Regions from separate parts of the Mus musculus genome. Here region 1 is linked to region 2. The links are chromatin loops, found by intact Hi-C in ENCODE. Cell type or tissue: left cerebral cortex. All regions are shown on one strand. Each heading gives the region's core, and the rest is flanking DNA. Links, peaks and the distances in the headings are about the cores only.

Region 1 (8,672 bases), core at 167-8,166, 110 kb before region 2:
AACTACCTACCAATTACTGAGTTGTGTAGGTATTCCTCAGGTCTGCTGCTAAACATTCTTGGAGTGTCCAGCCACCATCCAACCAATGCCCCCTTCTCCTCACACTGGGGGCCTTTCCTGCTGTGCAATCCCCTGTTTCTGCTCCCACTTTTCCCACTTGGCCTACTAGGCACCCATCTTTGGTAAGCTGCTCTTCTCATCCCACCTTTCCTCCTGGGAACTCATTACTTGTAAAGTTTCAACAGTAATTGATGAATGGTCCCAAACCCTTAAGCACTGCACTCTTCCTATGAATCTGACCTGCACCAGCCGCTGTCTGCTGTCTACTCCAAGATGACTCATGCCCCTCCCTCCCTTCCATCTCTAGGTCTTCTGTAGTGAATGGCACCATTCAGCAAACTGTATCTAGATCTCTAAACCTAGGAGACAGTCCCACTTCCTCCTTCCTCACTGTAAACCTAGGAGACAGTCCCCACTTCCTCCTTCCTCACTGTCTTCAAGCTTTTCTAAATTAATCTAGTGAGAAGTTTCTAACACTATCCTAATTTTCAGGCTGTTTTCACTTCGGTTCTGGCCCATTCTCTCTAGTCTTGTCCCTCAAGTCCAGGTTCAAGCCAGCACTCCGTTATTCAGATAGAGTTCTGTTTGTGTCTTGCCTCTGATTACCACTGGTAGCCTAGCTCTGCCAGCATGATCAACTCTAAACTCATCAGTTTGGAAGTTTTCCATACTATAAGCCCTAACTCTGACACTGTTTCAGCAATGCCAAAGCCATACAGTCCTCATGCGGCTGATTCTATGCTCTGCCTTTAGCTCCATTCTGTCCCTTTTTGTTCTAAGTCTTTGGCTCCCAATTTATGGGGTTTTTTTTTGTTTGTTTGTTTGTTTGTTTTTAAACCAAGCCCAGAATACCAATAACATCGCAGATGGCTGGGCAAGGCACAAAGGTGAGTATAGCCCCAGTCCTAACACCCAGTAGGGCAGCAAAACTAGTTCCCCTTAGTACTCTCTGATCCCAGGAACAAGGGAAGGAAGGGCAAAGTCATGAGGCCCACAGAGCCCTAATCAGCTTACCCTTAGAGCAGAGCCTACGCACAGCAGAGACAGTGCTTAATGGGAGGCCACAGGAGGGAAGCAAGGGCCGATAGCCAGGAGTCCGAAGGTTTTGGGATGTGCTGACAAGGTTGGCAGGCTTCAAGGCAGAATCCATCAGGTCTGAGTGTGTCTCCAAGGACCGGGCCAGGCTATTCCCCAGGACAAAGGTTTCACCTGGAAAATAATAAAACCAGAGTTAAAGTAGGGACTAGCTTGGAGGGACTGGCAGAATGCTGGCTCCAGGTACCTTCCTGAGTGGAACAAGAGGCAGCAAGACATAAAGCCCTACAAGGACTCAGGACACCTGTGTATCACTCCTGTTTCTGGCTCAGGAGCTCAGGACTTGGATTCCTCCCTGGACTCTCTTTCTAGACTGTTCCTTTTGGCCTGAGATAGTAGTAGTTCTTCCTTTTCTGGATAAGGACAACTGAAAAGGAATAGAGTTACTTTAGGCGGAAGATAATTCTTTAGTCCTAAGATGCTACAATGAGGATAAGGGCTGTGGGAAGGATGCAAATGCTCAGAGGAGGCTTCTGGATGTGTGTGCCCATGCACACACACGTCGAGGCCAGAGGATCCTGAGTGTCTTCCTCTAGCATTTTCTGCTTCATTCTCTTGAGACAGGATTTGTCACTGAGCCTGAAGTTCACTGTTTTTTGAACTAGGCTAGCTGGCTAGTGAGATCCCAAGATCTGCTTGTCCTTGACCCCCAATGTTGGAGTTACTAGCACATATAGCCACAATTACTTTTTAACGTGGGCAGTAGGGATTCAAACTCAAATCCTCACTATTTCAGAGCACGTGCTTTTAATTACTGAGCCAGTAAATCCCGACAGGAGGGTTCTTTAGAAGCAGATGCTGATCAGCAGGACATCTCAGAAATACTCCATGACAGCTGATTAGAAGCCTGTCTGCAGAGAACCTGTTCCTTCGATGCCCCTAGTCCTTTATCTGTACTGACCTTGTTCCACAGAAACATTCCAAGAAGCCAGGGGAGCTCAGGCACAGGGACTCAGATCAGGGTAAGAACTTGACTCTGACACTTAGCAGACTGCTTCTTACTACACTGTGGGAAACCCTGAGACGTTTATCCACACACAGGAAGCCTTCCAAGGGGTTTGTGAACATCTGAAAGCCTTTGAGAAGGGAATCCCATGACAATTATGCACCTCTATGGACAATATCAGACAGCAGGACCCAGTCACCAGGTTGTGGATCTAACCTAAAGCTTAGGATGGTATACTGACTAGTCTTATGCAACTTGATACAACCTCGAGTTATAGGATAGGAGAGACTTTCGGTTGAGAATGCCTCCATAAGATCATTTTGATGGGGGAGGGCCCAGCCCACTGTGCACCGTGCCGCTCCTGGGCTGGTGGTCGTGGGTTCTATTAGAAAGCAGGCTGAATAAGCCATGCGGAATATAATATTCTCTAGATTCAGTGGTTCTCTGACCTCTACTTGAAAAAAACTGCTCATCTACCCACCCTCAATGACTGACTGTTCTCGTAGAAGATTTTTGGCAAATATGTCACTGTTGAGAGTTCTAATGGCTAAAATGCCCTCTTTTTTTTTTTTTTTTAAAGCTGAAATCTGTCTTCTTACAAATTGTCCCCCATGTTCTACTCTCTGTACTCTGAGTCTTGCCTGTCTTCCCAGGTTCCTCTGGGAGTATTTGTTACCCATGACTTTTCTCCATATTTATTTCCCACCCTTTCCCCTTTCCTCGCTCACTTGCTTGCTACCTTCCACTAGGAATGCTTGTAAGGTACCTCCTTGCAGTAAGATCTAGAGAAGAGCTGCCTTTTATTGATGGTGTGTATACACAGCAAGGACCTCATTTCTGCCCGCTGATATCCAGCAGAGCAGTGGCACAGCCTCATTTGTCCAACATCACAGCAGAAAAGCTAATTTACACTACCACGATGGCTAGAGAGCTTCCATCTCTGTCTGGATAGATAAGCAAGCTGACTCCCAGAAAAAGGGCGCTGAGGATGGATGGATGATTATGCCAGAAACAACTCAAGTCACTGAGTACTGGGAACAAAGGAACTACTTCCCCTAGCACATGGCAGCCCAGAAATCTCAAAGCAGCAGATCTAGAAGTTAATGCAAGGTAGATTCCAATCATAGCTAATGTCAATAGCCATAGTAACTAGCTGAATTAAAATAAATGTCCTGCCTCATGTTGCCATTATTTTAGGGAATCCAAAGGAGCCCCTTCACATGCCTGGTACTTGACCCAGAACACGTAACGCTGCAGAAGGGATTCTACTGTTAGCCTGCTCTCACTCAGGAGTCCTCTCATCCACTGCCTTTCATGCTCTTTGCTGATCATAAGCAGCTGGGCTGGAGCATCTCTGATCCATGCTTTCTCTCTTAGCTTCAGAGTGCAGGAGTTGAGTGAGTCTGTATTACCTCTGTCTCCTAAAATCCAATATGGAATCTGTCAAAGAGTGAGGATTTATAAATGTTTGATGACCTAAAGCTAAAATGCCTGGACTGGGTTCTTCAAAATGCCAATCAGAGAAGACAGAAAGAGTAGAGAACAGCTCTAGATAAAAGAAGATTAATAGACAGGAGAGTAAAAGGCACCAAATGATCCAATAAAAATCTCTTACTGGATTCTAAATTATAGAAAACAAAGCAAAACAAAAACAGCTACAATAGACATCATTGAGATGACTGGGAAATTTTTCATCTGGATGATATAATAGCCCAGGAGTATTTTATTTACATTTATTTTCTTTTTAAAGATTTATTTCTTTATTTTATTTACATGAGTGCACTGTAGCTGTCTTCAGACACCCCAGAAGAGGGCATCAGATCCCATTACAGATGGTTGTGAGACAACATGTAGATCTCTCCAGCCCCTACATTTCTTGAATACAAAAATTAATGTTCTTCTTTCTGCCCTTCCACCACCCTTTCTGCCTCCCACTTTCCCTTCTTCCCTCTTCACTCTTTCTGACGCAGGGTTTCACTGTGTACCTCAGGCTACCCTTTAACGTGTGAACCTCTCCCCTCAAATTCCTGAGGGCTGGGATTACAGGTATGTGCCTGTATTCTATGCTCTTTAAAAGAGGTATGTAGAAAAATATTTTTTTTAAGATTTATTTATTATTGTATCTAAGTACACTGTAGCTGTCTTCAGATGCACCAGAAGAGGGCGTCAGATCTCATTATGGGTGGTTGTGAGCCACCATGTGGTTGCTGGGATTTGAACTCAGGACCTTCGGAAGAGCAGTCGGTGCTCTTAACCACTGAGCCATCTCTCCAGCCCCTAGAAAAATATTTTACTTGTTAGCTGGGCCATGGTGGCACCTGGGAAGAAGAGGCAGGTAGATCTCTGTGAGTTCAAGGGCAGCATGGTCTATAGTCCTAGTTCCAGGGCCACACAAAGAAATCCTGTCTTGAAAAACCAAAACAAACAATCAAGATAAAATTTCACTTGCAGTTAATTCTTGTGTGTTAAATAAACAAAAGTCATGTACATAGATATGTATTAAATATATAGATACCAGTATATGTGTGAACAGTGCAACAGAGCAAATGCTACAAAAAGTTAAAAGTGACTCTTCGTGAAGATGCGTTTTACTTTTGTTGTAATTTTTCTATAGGTTTGAAAGTTTCTAAAATAGAGCAGTGAGAACAGTAAATCTCAGTTCAGGTAAGGAAACTTAACAGGATATGAACTTTTGATGGTTCTCTGTTACATTGTAAGTACATGGTCAGCTGAGCCAAGTCCACAGATGTCGTAGGGCAAGGTGGTGGCAAGGCAGGAAGGGGAAAGGGCTCCAGGAAATGTGGGGGAATGGCAACAAAACAGGTTTAAAGGAAAAACAAACAAAAAAAGCTACAGATACTAATGGGGCTCTGCAGAGGGCCGGTAAATAACCAGAAAAATATAGGTGCCAATGAGGTATCAGAGCAGAGGAACAGGCAGGCAGAGAAGACAAGCTACAGAGAGGAGGAGTCAGAAGTCTAGACAAAGGCCTGGCTTGTCTGGGCACAGTTAAAACTACTAGTAAGAAGTAAACAGAAGGCAGGATGCAAGTAGACAACATGCTGAAACCTCCCATGAAGAACAGCTTGGTGGGCAGAGAGGCTCAGAGTTGGTGCAGCCTGTCTGACATGGGGTTGATGGGACACAGTCACAGCTAGAAAGGGTACCCCTACTCTTCTTCATGACTAGAGGCCCACTGCGGGCATGCCCCCAGCAGCCGCTGTACTTTCCCAGTTCATGAGGGGCAGTGTTCTAAGTTTCTTCTCTTTGTGCAGCTCCCTCTCATGCACCTCCTCTTTCAGATTTCCAGTCAGGCCTTTCATTAGGGAAACAGAGCCCAGGGCTCCCAAATGACAATGGCTGAGAATATTTAACACGTTGTCTTTGTCTGTTCCAACTCCAGCCTATCCAATACAACATTCTAACTGAAGGACTGTTCTTATAGGTTCTGATGTTTAAAAAAAAAAAAAAAGCAATTTAGAGCAGGTAGTTTAAGAAGTTTCCTCTGAAGAAAAGAACCACCTGAGAGGCATGAGACAGCTGCAGGGCCCAGATGTTTGGTTGACATGCAGGCAAAGGAGTAGTTTAGGTATCTTTTCACCTCAAATCACATAAGCAATCCTCATTTGTGGCAGAAGTATAGAGGGGTCAGAGGAGACTGGTTGTGTGGTCTCTTCCCTGAGTACATTCTCTAGAAGTGATACTTTCGTCAGAAGTCTTTTCATTAAGAGTCTGATGAAAAGACATCAGGAAAGGGAGTGTGGGAGTGAGACCCATGCAGAAGCCCCAGGCACCTTTCAGACTCACGAACCTGAGATAGACAGAGTAGCCCCAGGCTGACGTACCTCCTCTCTACTCAGGGCACCATCACAGGTGTCTTTTAAAGAACAATTCCTCCCATTTAACAGCAACCTACCTCTCTCTGTTTGGACCAAGCTTTCCTCCCTCCCTCGGTTCTGTGTCCTGTATTCCAGATCAGAGCTGCCGAGCTCCACTCATTCTTCAAGCACTCTGGGAAGTGCTTAGTCACTGACCTAGCCACGTGGCATCCGCTTTCTCATTGTGGCTCTGGTATGTTAACTAAAAAGTTATTTTCCAGCCTAGTTGGAAACAGCAGGAACTTGAATGGACTTGTTAGACTGGCAATGCTAGAAGTTAGGGCCACATGCCAAAGAAAAGAATGGATGGCCAATCAAAAGGAACAACTTCCTCCATCTCTAGCCTAAGAGTAAACCTTGTAGCTAGCAAAGGAGAGCTGCATGAGGCCTCTGATTCATACTGAGAGATGTGCTGGGGCTTCTTGGGCTGCACAGAAGGAACCCATAGGACAACTTCTCGAGACAGGGGTCCAGAGGAAAGAGAGATTCTAGAGTGACAGCAAAATTCTGAAGACTTAAAGTGGCAGAAACCCAAAACCCCCTAGATTAACCCAGATGTGGCAAGGGTAAAGGGCAGAAACCAGATCTCCGGAGTGTGGGTGCTAGGCTCGCAGGCGCTCCTGGCTGCACAGCCACAGCTCAGCCCAGTCCCCATCCCAGCTCCTACCTGGTAGGTACCTGTCGTGGTTGTGATTATACTCTGTGGCAGTGAGTGATAAGTGAGTCTGTGTAAAGGGCTGGTTGCCAAACAGATTGTCACTTCGAAGGTTGTGGCAGAGCTTCTCCAGGAAACGGAGGACATAGGTGATGCTGTTGACTGCTGGGAGGTTCAGAGTGTGCTGTTCCCGGTCAAACACGGCTGTGGAGTCAAGTACACAAAGAAGTAAGTTGTACAACGATGGGTCGTGCCGGCTGGAGAAGCTCAGCTCATGTGTGTCTTAGGCTTGGCAGGTTACAAAAGGCAGTGCCAGGCTGCTTGCCCACTTGTTTTCTTCCTGCTCTTTTCCTTGCTCAAGGGCTTTGATTTTTGCCTCTAACTCCAAAGGGCGTGTAATCATGGGAGTGCCAGGCCAGGTCTGTTGCACCCTCAGGGCTCTGGTGTGGTCTGACTCAACCTGTGCAAACAACTATGAACATAATGCTATCTGCTTCATCACCTGGCTGGGCCTCTTTCAGGAAGTGCGCTCACCTAGGGTGCTGTGTTCACAAGAAATCTGCCCAACAACAGGGAGGCTATGCCGAAATAATACTGCTGTTGTTAGCAGCGGCCTAGACATACAATTTCCAATCTACATCAGGATACTGGATTTGGACAACATTGGGAAATGTTTCACACTTGTTATTTTTACATACTAATTTCTATCAAAATATTGTCATAATTTTTAAAAAGCAAAAGGCTCATGTAAGTGTCTTTGAGGGAAGTGAGGAAATGGAAATCTGGGGAGATAAATCACTCAAGAAAGTTTTAAAGAGGAAGAACTCTAGGCAGTAGAGGTGAAGAGCAACTGCAGGCAGTTAGGACACCTCAGACCCTGCAGACGGCTGCAAAGGAGGCCAGAGAGTGGTCTGGGCCTCAAGACCTGGTTTGAATGTATCTGCAGTACCCATCCTCCATGCATCCAGTGACTGTCTGGACTTGCCTCTGTAACATTTCTGTTGTCACCCTTCTATAGAGTATGTAGATTTTCTTTTCCACCATTGCAGACATGAGTCTGTTTTCCCTTTTCCTGGCTAGTGTTTGGCAGAAACCTCTGCCACACAGTAAAGGCTCAACAGGTATTTGCTAAAAGGACTATTTGGCTGTTTATGCTTCCTGTCAGCTGGTTCCTTAATACCATAGCAGCTTGCTAAGGGGAAAGGGGGGGGGGACTATAAGGAAACATTAGAGTAAAGACTGGAAGGCACAAGGTAGGTCAAGCCATTGTAGCCTTGGTGGGTAAAAATAAGATTTTGGACTTAAGAAAACCGAAAAGAAATAGAACACAGCAGGAAAATATTGTCAGTTACTGCAGAAAAAGTACCATACTGTTAAATCAAGCTCGCATTTTCCCTCTATCCTGGAATTCAGCTCTCTTGGATGGGTCCTATAGGCCCAGAAGCTTAGGAGGCAGAGAAATGAAAGGAGGTCAAAGCTCCTCTGGAGCCAGTTGAGGAAATTCTTTTGCTGCAACAACATAGGCCCTATGTTATTTCCTATGAAATGGCTTTAAGCAACACTTATATTTTCTGTGTGTGGACCAAAGTTTAGAGGTTGTGTTAGGTATTTTTGGCAGAGGTATTTGGTACATACTATATGGTATTCAGGTTATATAAGTCCAGCAGAGCCTGGGAACTGGCAGTATGGACTCTGGAGGAATGAGATACGTTTGCATTCTCCAGAGCCTATGAGTATGAAGTCAGTACTAGGATCTCTCATCAGAATGAAGGTCTGACACTCGGGTTAGGAGGCCAAACTAGCCCAAAAGTTTACCTGAAATGACTTCACCGCCGTGGCCCTGTTTGAGGAAGCTGAAGACAGTTTTCTGGTGATAAGCACAGTCAATGCAAGCCTGGACAGCCTGCTGCAGCACCACAGAGGCACGGGCTGGCCCAAAATGGTCAGGGAGTTGTTGGATCTTCTTCTTATCCAGGTGGGGGCCCGTGCTGCCGCTCTTGTTCAAGTAGATACAAACTACAGGAAACAAAGAACCCAG
Region 2 (8,672 bases), core at 477-8,476:
GGTGTGAATACTTTGCCCCTTCTTGGAATTGGGAGCAAGGCACCCATGGAAGGAGCTACAGAGACAGAGTTTGGAGCTGAGACAAAAGGATGGACCATCTAGAGACTGCCATACCCGGGGATCCATCCCATAATCAGCTTCCAAACGCTGACACCATTGCAAACACTAGCAAGATTTTGCTGAAAGGACCCTGATATAGCTGTCTCTTGTGAGACTATGCCAGGGCCTAGCAAACAAAGAAGTGGATGCTCACAGTCAGCTATTGGATGGATCACAGGGCCCCCAATGGAGGAGCTGGAGGAAGTACCCAGGGAGCTGGGAGGATCTGCAACCCTATAGGTGGAACAACAATATGAACTAACCAGTACCCCCACACACCAAGAGCTCATGTCTCTAGCTGCATATGTATCAGAAGATGGCCTGGTCGGCCATCAGTGGAAAGAGAGGCCCATTGGTCGTGCAGACTTTATATGCCCCAGTACAGGGGAATGCCAGGGCCAAGAGGTGGGAGTGGGTAGGTGGGGGAGTGGGTGTGGGGGACTTTTGGGTTAGCATTGGAAATGTAAATGAAATAAATATCCAATAATAAAAAAATTTGAACTTCTGAATTAATGTGTATAAATGAACACATAGTGAACTGATGTAGGTAGAGAGGATGGACGTACAACCTATCGCTCACTAATATATCTGGAACCAATTCCAAATTTGATAGTGTCAAGGATCTCACAGAAAAGCTCAGTCCATTTCTCGAGCCACATAGCCCACTGTTGACTTAAACAAATACCCAAATTTGTGTCAAATCTAATTAATTTGAAACACTTGATAGAGTATACTTGGTATGGAGACATAATTATTATTTAATCTACTGAAATATCTCCAGGGCCCAAAGAAATGTATCTTGAGTGTGAAGACTAAACTTATTTCCAAATGTTGAAAGTGACTGCTCTTTCCTACTGTTCATTTAGTCCTTCGGATAAAAGAATACTTACTGTATTTTGCCTAATAATTTGGTAAGTGTGCGGGAAAAGCTTTATTTCTACAAGCAGAGCATAAGCCCATTAACAGTAAAGACAAGAAAATTAGCATTTACTTTACTTATATAAAGAGCCAATTGCTTTTCTAGTGCTTATGTTTTTTATGTAAACTTTGAAATAAGTTTATGAAATAAACTATGAAACTATGAAATAAGAACTTATTTGTATTATTTATTTTTATTTTTTTAATATTTATCAGGGTATTTACAGGCATAAGGTTAGAAATAGCAGAGCCTAGATGTGAATCCTGGTGTTTCTAAATCCAAAGCCTAGACTCTTCTGGATTGTCCCAAAACCATGGGTTAATCTCACTGCTTTATCTAATTGTTTCCTACTTACCTACAAGCAACATAGAAAAATCCCTTTGTCATTATATATGGGCAGAAAAGATTCAGTATATGGTATGTTTCCTTATTTTCAAGACTCAAAAAAGAGTCTTGGTGCAAACAATATTTGATATGAGCCCTGAATAAAAATGAAGAGATGAGAACCCTGCCTGTAAGGAAAAGGTAAAAACCCTGACTTATCCACTCCTGCATTTAAAAGTCCTCCTCTGAGGTTTGTGCCATCTGGCAGTACCACTTTCTGCCCGACTGCCTCCTGTGTCATCTACCACCTCAATTAATCCTTTATCTTTACTGCACCTGGGTCACAATCTTCCTCTTTTCCTCATCCCATCATCCTAAATCACTCTGCTGTCCTCACAGCTCCGCCACACTCCACTTCAATGACCTTCGCTTCTGCTGTATTTCACTTAGCTTTCCCGCACACACATATATATATCCCGCACACACATATACATGCATATCTAGTTGTCACCTAGAACAGGTCCACATCAGACTTTATTATTTATAATAATAAACTAATATTTTATGTCCTAACCACAATTTATTTTCTTCCACATTACTTCCATTATTTGTCCCCTGGTCTAACTCAAAAAATTGCTAAATCTAAAAATAAGAATAAAATAAACCCATCTCCAAGTGTTTCCTGTTTCAATTAATGACACCCTCCTCCTATGGTTATCCAAGCCTAAGACCTGAATACAACATGAATTATTCCCTCATACACATAAGACCTCATAAGCTTTCTCAAACTCATTTCTTACTTTTTCATCTCTGTAACCATTTTTAATGTTACTTCAACCATGTCTACTTTTTTTTAAAGTAAGCCTTCAGTGATTAAAGAACATCCCCCACTGAATTAATTTCACAATATTTATATATACAAGGTCCACCATGACACAGTCTTTGCCTGGCTGGACCTTCATAATTTACTATATTTTATCTCTACCGTTACATTATTGGCAGTCACAAAGTGTTGTGGGTTTTGTGGGGGTCAATCCTTTTCTCTTACTTTTCCTTTATTTGTTCTATTTTCTCTAAGGCATATTCTACTCCTCTTGGCCCCCTCATCACCAGAGCCTAGGCTCATCCCTCCCCATAGCCTTCCCTCAAAGCCTGGCTAGTTCAAAAGCCCTCACTCTCCATGCAGTGCTTAACTTTTATTGAGCTAGCCTGTGTAAGCACCACATTGGTCCAGCTCCACAATGTTACAAATGTCCCACTTATCTGTGTGTCCAGTCTACACCATACATAACTCAATGCCTGACACATGGTAGTATATAAGTATAAAGGTTACAATACAGCAAGTTTAAATTTCATTGTAATGTTCATATCAGAGTTTTCCCAGTTTTGAATCCTTACCCTGGAGGGTGCAGTTCTGTACAGAATGGCACCATATAATTCTTTAACAAGTTACACAAAAGTGAAACAGTATTTGCACAAACTAACATTCCAGAAATTAAAATCTGACATGTGTGGAGCTGGTGAGATAGCTCAATGTTTAAGATCATGTATCTCTCTTCCAGAGGAACCAAGCCTAGCTCTTAGCACCCAACTGTTATCTTACAACTCTCTATAACTCCAGTTGTAGAGAAATCTTATTCCTCTAGCCTCCATGGGCGCGCGCGCACACACACACACACACAATTAAAAAGCAACACCTTTAAAATTTTGACTTATGTGCTACAAACTTAAAAACCACTAACCAATTCAAAAAACAAAGACATAAGTACAAAGATAAACACAGTTCTGACTGCTGGTATGCGCTTGCCTTAGTTACAAAAACAGTGAAACTTTGCTCAGATCTTGAATGAGGTCCCAGCCACAGATCTTAGCATTTTATCTACAAAGCCATCACTTCCCTAATGGGCTTAAGAAATTACTTGTTTGCAGGGATGCTTAGGCAAAGGTCTAAAAAACTAATAAAAGATCCGTTTTAAGTACTTTAACCCTACGTACCACCAAGGCTAAGAATTAAACTTTAAAAAAAAAAAAAGGAAAAAAAAGGAATGCTTTTTTAATGAGCAACAGAAAGTGTTTTTTTCACAGCAAGTTGAGGCCTTCTGCTGGCAGGGAAAAAAAGCAGAGTTCATTGTCATAAGGCAGTTCTCTCTCCAAGCAAATATTAAATTGCAGTTTGGCACCAATCTAGGTCTCAGTCCTTTTTAGAGCAAAAATAATAAGCTCTTTTATCTGCATGATATATTACACTGTACAATCTTTTGATATACATTAGCTCACTTGATGAAGTGTTCAATTTTTCAAAGGAAGAGAAACCACAAAACAGGATGATCTCTTTTAGCTTGGGGGAACACATGCTACTACTATACAGCTTTTCCCTCTCCCCTCCCTACCCCCACCCGCTAAGTTCAACGCAGTACGAAAATGAGGAAGGGAGAGTACTTTTTATTTAAGGTCAGTCCTTTAGGGTCAAAGCTCTTCCCTTAGAAATGATTGAGCTTGGTCTCTCTGCTCACAAGAAGCTCTTCTGTGGGGGCAATATGGGCAAACCAGTGCTCATCAAAGGAGCGGATCAAAGACCAGAGTAAAGAAAAAGACTAAAGGAATTGGGAGTTAGCCAAAATAAGACTCAGGGGACACGATTACTATCTTCACTCTTAACAGCTGCCCAAGAGGAAACGAAGCAGAAAGACGAGAGACAGCCGTTCCTTTCTACCTATAACCAAATCCATCCAGGACCAGACTGGACGGCCTTACTTTAGAAAGGTTATTAGGACTAGGACGGAGAGCCGTCCTAAAAGGTTCGCCAAATTATTAGGGTATTATTTGGAATTTTTAAAGATAACTTCCTTCCCGAATAGGATAAGAGTAGGGGGAGCCTGGATGACTCTCAGATCTCTTCGCTTTGGGGTATGTTTTGGGGTTCACCTATCTACTAGGGAACTCCTTCCCCTGCTGTGCTCTAAGGTTGTCCGCCGTTCCCTGTCTCAGGTTCGAAACCTTCTGTAGCCGCCGGGTGTTTGCCCGGCTCCAGGCAGGTGACACAAGTGAGTCTCCCCCACCCCGCCCCCAGCCCCGGGACCCCTGAAGAAAGCTCCAAGCCCACTGTGTTCACGACCCCCGGTGCTCCGCTGCTGGGACCCAGGCGAATCTCTCTGGCGACGCGTCCCAGCAGCCCGAAAGAGCCCCCGCACTGGGCCCGAGCCAGGCTTCCCGGTTCCGCCCCAAGCCCTGCTCCCCGCTCGGAAGGGGCCCTGTGCGGGGACTCGCGCGCCGCGCCCCCGACCGACCCCGACGCGTCAGGCCGCCGCCGGACACTGGGCCCGAGCAGATGCGGCGCAGGCCGCCGGGGTTCTGGCCGGGTTGACACGGCCGCCGGAGGGCCGCGGACACAGACACCAGGGTCACCGGGCGGGGACTCGCTCCAGCCCGTGGCCGTAAGGCGGGCCTTGAGGGGCCCGGACCGGGCCGGGGGTGGCAGTGAGGCGCTTACCTGAGGGCGACAGCGGCGCGGGGCGCGGGCGGCTCACTCCCATCCAGCCGCCATGTTTCCGCTGCGCAGGGAGCGAGCGAGGACGCCGGCAGGGGCGGGCGACGGCTCTGGAGAGCGGCTCGGCTGAGGCGGCGGCGGGAGGCGGGGGGCTCCACCGAGGCGGCGGCGGCGGCGGCGGCGGCGGCCGAGGGGCGGGGGGCGGGGGCGAGAGCTGCCCAGCCCCGCCCGCCAGAGACTCCTGCCGCGAGGTGGCGCGCGCCGCGGCCGTTGGGTTCTCTCGCGCGCGCGCGCGGGGCGGCGGGAAGGGGCGACCCCTCGCGCCTTCCCCCCGCCTCGCGACCGCCAGCCCTAAAAAAAAAAAAAAAAAAAAAAAAAAAAAAAAAAAAGCCGCGACCCACTGGATTGCTCGCGTCTCCCAGACAAGTGAATGACGTCCTCTGAGGTCCCAGGTTCGAATCCCGTCGGCCCTCAGCCCCCACCCAGCTGGTGGCCGGCTGTGGAGTAATCTTAAAAGAGTTCCTTCGCACCTTTAGTCTTTCCAATGCGCAGGCGGGAGGAAAACTACTATGAGGAGAAAACCAGTGCGCCCCAAAAGGTGCAACAAGACTAACAAAAGCAGGCCTTCACTTTTGCCCCGTAGTAGGCTTTGAATGTTAGCGTGCTAGGTACTACAGTGGCTAGGGTCCTTCCAATGATGCTACCCCACCCCACACACAATTGTGTCTCAAGAACGTTATGTTTTAGCCCGCGGAAACTGAAGTTCATGGGGGTGGGGGGGAGAGCTACGTCTCCAAGATCACACAATTTTACTGGCTGTGCTCTTGCCTGGAGGTCAGGTGTTAAGGGAAATGCTGGTTGATTTTTATCAGCCTGAAACAAATCTACTCTTATCTCAGAAGGTGGAATCTCAGTTGCATAACAGTCTCCATCAGAATGGCCTATAGGCAAAGTCTGGGTGGGCATTTTCTTGTCTAATGATTGATGTGGGAGGTGCTACCCCTGGGCAGAGGTGGTCCTAGGTGGTATAAAGAGAGGCCAATAAAGGATGTTGCTCCATAGCCTAGCTTCATTTCCTGTCTCCCTGTTGCTGTTCTCACCTCCCTCAGAGATGAACAATGTTGTGGAAGTGTAAGCCAAATAAACCATTTCCTCTCCCAGGTTGCTTTTGGTAGGGGTCTTTATCACAGCTATGGAACTCACACCAGAACCAGAGAGTTCCGGGAAAGCAGCCCTTACTTAGCCCGAAGCTCATTCAATCTGGTTCCTAGAGGAAGCTGCAAAGAAAGGCTTCTCAGGATGAGGAGAGACTGAGAGCAAAGGTGTGGCAGGGATGGCTATCAAGAGTCTGAGAGGCTCTGGGAATCTGGTGGTGATGCTGTTAATGTTAGAGAATGAAGGGAAGCCAAAGCACGGCAGATCCTTGCACATCTACACTAGAACTTCAATTTTTTTTCCTCTCTCTCTTCTATTGGATATTTTCCTTATTACATTTCAAACGTTATCCCCTTTCCAGGTCTCCCCTCCAAAAACCCCCTATCCTATCCCTGCTCCCCCAGCCTCTATGAGGGTGCTCCCCCACCCACCCACACACTCAATGCCTTCCCTCCTTGACATTCCACGACACTGAGGGATCAAACCCCTAAGGCCCAAGGGCCGCTCCTCCCACTGATGTCCAACGAGGCTATCCTCTGCCACATATATGGCCGGAGCCATGGGTCCCTCCCTGTATACTCTTTGGTTGGTGATCCAGTCCCCGGGAGCTGGGGGGGGAGGGGTCTGGCCAGTTGACACTGTTGCTCCCCCCATAGGGCTACAAACCCCCTCAGTTCCTTCAGTCCCTTCTCCAATTCCTTCATTGGGGACCCCATGCTCAGTCCAATAGTTGGCTGCAAGCATCTGCCTCTGTATCTGTCAGGCTTTGGCAGAGCGTCTCAGGAGACAGCCATATCAGGCTCCAGTCAGCAAGCACTTTCTAGCATCTGCAATAGCGTCTGGGTTTGGCAACTGTATACGGGATAGATTCCCAAGTGGGGCAGTCTCTGGATGGACCTTCCTTCTCCCTGTACAAAGTTCAAGTCCAAGTGGATCAAGGACCTCTACAGAAAACCAGATACCCTGGATCTAATAGAAGAGAAAGTGGGGAAGAACCTCGAACACATGGGCACAGGGGAAACATTCCTGAACACCAATATTTATGCTCTAAGATCAAGAATTGAAAATGGGACCTCATAAGATTGCAAGGCTTGCCAGGCGATGGTGGCATGCCTTAAACTCAGCACTTGGGAAGCAGAGGCAGGTAGATCTCTGTGTTCGAGGCCAGCCTGGTCTACAGAGTGAGTTCCAGGACAGCCAGGGCTACACAGAGAAACCCTGTCTCAAAAAACAAAAAAACAAAACAAAACAAAAAACAAACAAACAAAAAGAAGATTGCAAGACTTCTGTAAGGCAAACCACAATAGGTCAAAACAGCAACCAATAGGTTGGGAAAAGATCTTTACCAATCCTACATAGAGGGCTAATATCCAATATATACAAGGAACTCAAGAAGTTAGACTCCAGAGAACCAAAGAACCCTATTTAAAAATGGGGAACAGGGCTAAACAGAATTCTCAACTGAGGAAAATCGAATGGCTGAGAAGCACCTAAAGAAATGTTCAACATCCTTAGTCATCAGGAAAATGCAAATCAAAACAACTCAGATTCCATCTCACACCAGTCAGAATGGCTAAGATCAAAAACTCAGGTGACAGCAGATGCTAGCAAGGATGTGGAGAAAGAGGAACATTCCTCCATTGCTGGTGGGATTGCAAACTGGTACAACCACTCTGGAAATCAATCTGGTAATTCCTCAGAAAATTGGACATAGTACTACCTGAGGGCCCAGCTATACCATTCCTGGGCATATACCCAGAAGATGTTCCAACATGTAATAAGGACACATGCTCCACTATGTTCATAGCAGCCTTATTTATAATAGCTAGATGCTGGAAACAACCCAAATGCCCCTCAACAGAAGAATGGATATAGAAAATGTGTTACATTTACACAATGGAGCACTACTCAGCTATTAAAAACAATGACTTCATGAAATTCACAGGTAAATGGATGAAACTTGAAAATACCACCCTGAGTGAGATAACCCAATCACAAAAGAACACACATGGTATGTACTCACTGATAAGTGGATATTAGCCCAAAAGTTCAGTATACCCAAGATATGATTCACAGACCATATGAAGCTCAAGAAGAAGGAAGATCAAAGTGTGGATGCTTCAGTGCTTCTTAGAAGGGGGAACAAAATTTCACAGGAGGAAATATGGAGACAAAGTGTGACACAGAAACTGAAGGAAAGGCCATCCAAATTGGTTTTTTTTTTTTTTTTGAGTCCATGGTAATATGCACTTTGAGCCTCAGGGTGCCCCTAAGGTCCTTTCAGGGGTCAGTGAACTGAGGTGTCCTTTTCTTAATAATGCTTTGTTGGAAAAAAGAATAATAATGCCTTGTTGGGAGCACAGCGTGAAGATTCCTGTGCCCACAGCTCTTCAGGAAAATGAGAACTGTTAAGCCAGTAAGCAGCATCTCTCTATGGCCTCTGCACTGGCTCTTGCCTCCTGGTCCCTTGCTTGCTTGAGTTCCTGCCCTGACTCCCCTCAATAATGGGCTGTTTCTCCCCAAGTTGCTGTGACCATGGTGCATATACCATCACAGGACAAGTAATCCACATTTACCAGGAACCCACTGAGTAGCCTGCGATGAAAAGTCTGAGGGACTATGTGTTGGGGTGCTGAGAAGGCTCCCATGGTGTGGTGGAGCAGAGCAGTTGGTTACAAAGTATGAGGC

Evidence for each region. Hi-C counts contacts between places; a loop is a spot of excess contacts. Peaks named below come from ENCODE experiments on the same cell type or tissue, not always from the same donor. Only the 100,000 strongest peaks of a DNase experiment are listed, where the experiment ranks them.
Region 1: it touches region 2 in a loop (2.3-fold over the local background); 3 of 42 quality-filtered maps call a loop at or near these places.

Annotation. Positions count from the first base shown.
Region 1 is chr4:120,515,052-120,523,723 of GRCm38, reverse strand. It overlaps Scmh1 (sex comb on midleg homolog 1), which reads right to left. Exons shown (of 18, transcript NM_001379185.1): 13 at 8,450-8,650; 14 at 6,647-6,838; 15 at 1,075-1,269. Among named protein-coding and RNA genes, the nearest start is that of Slfnl1, 13 kb to the left of the region's middle. In left cerebral cortex, for the core only: a CTCF peak has its summit at 3,912 (motif pointing right); a DNase peak (open chromatin) is centred at 6,183.
Region 2 is chr4:120,401,617-120,410,288 of GRCm38, reverse strand. Scmh1 (sex comb on midleg homolog 1) reads right to left here and starts at 4,941. Exons shown (of 18, transcript NM_001379185.1): 1 at 4,833-4,941. In left cerebral cortex, for the core only: a CTCF peak has its summit at 5,092; DNase peaks (open chromatin) are centred at 3,973, 4,651, 4,849 and 5,291; H3K4me3 peaks cover 2,287 bases; H3K27ac peaks cover 1,372 bases.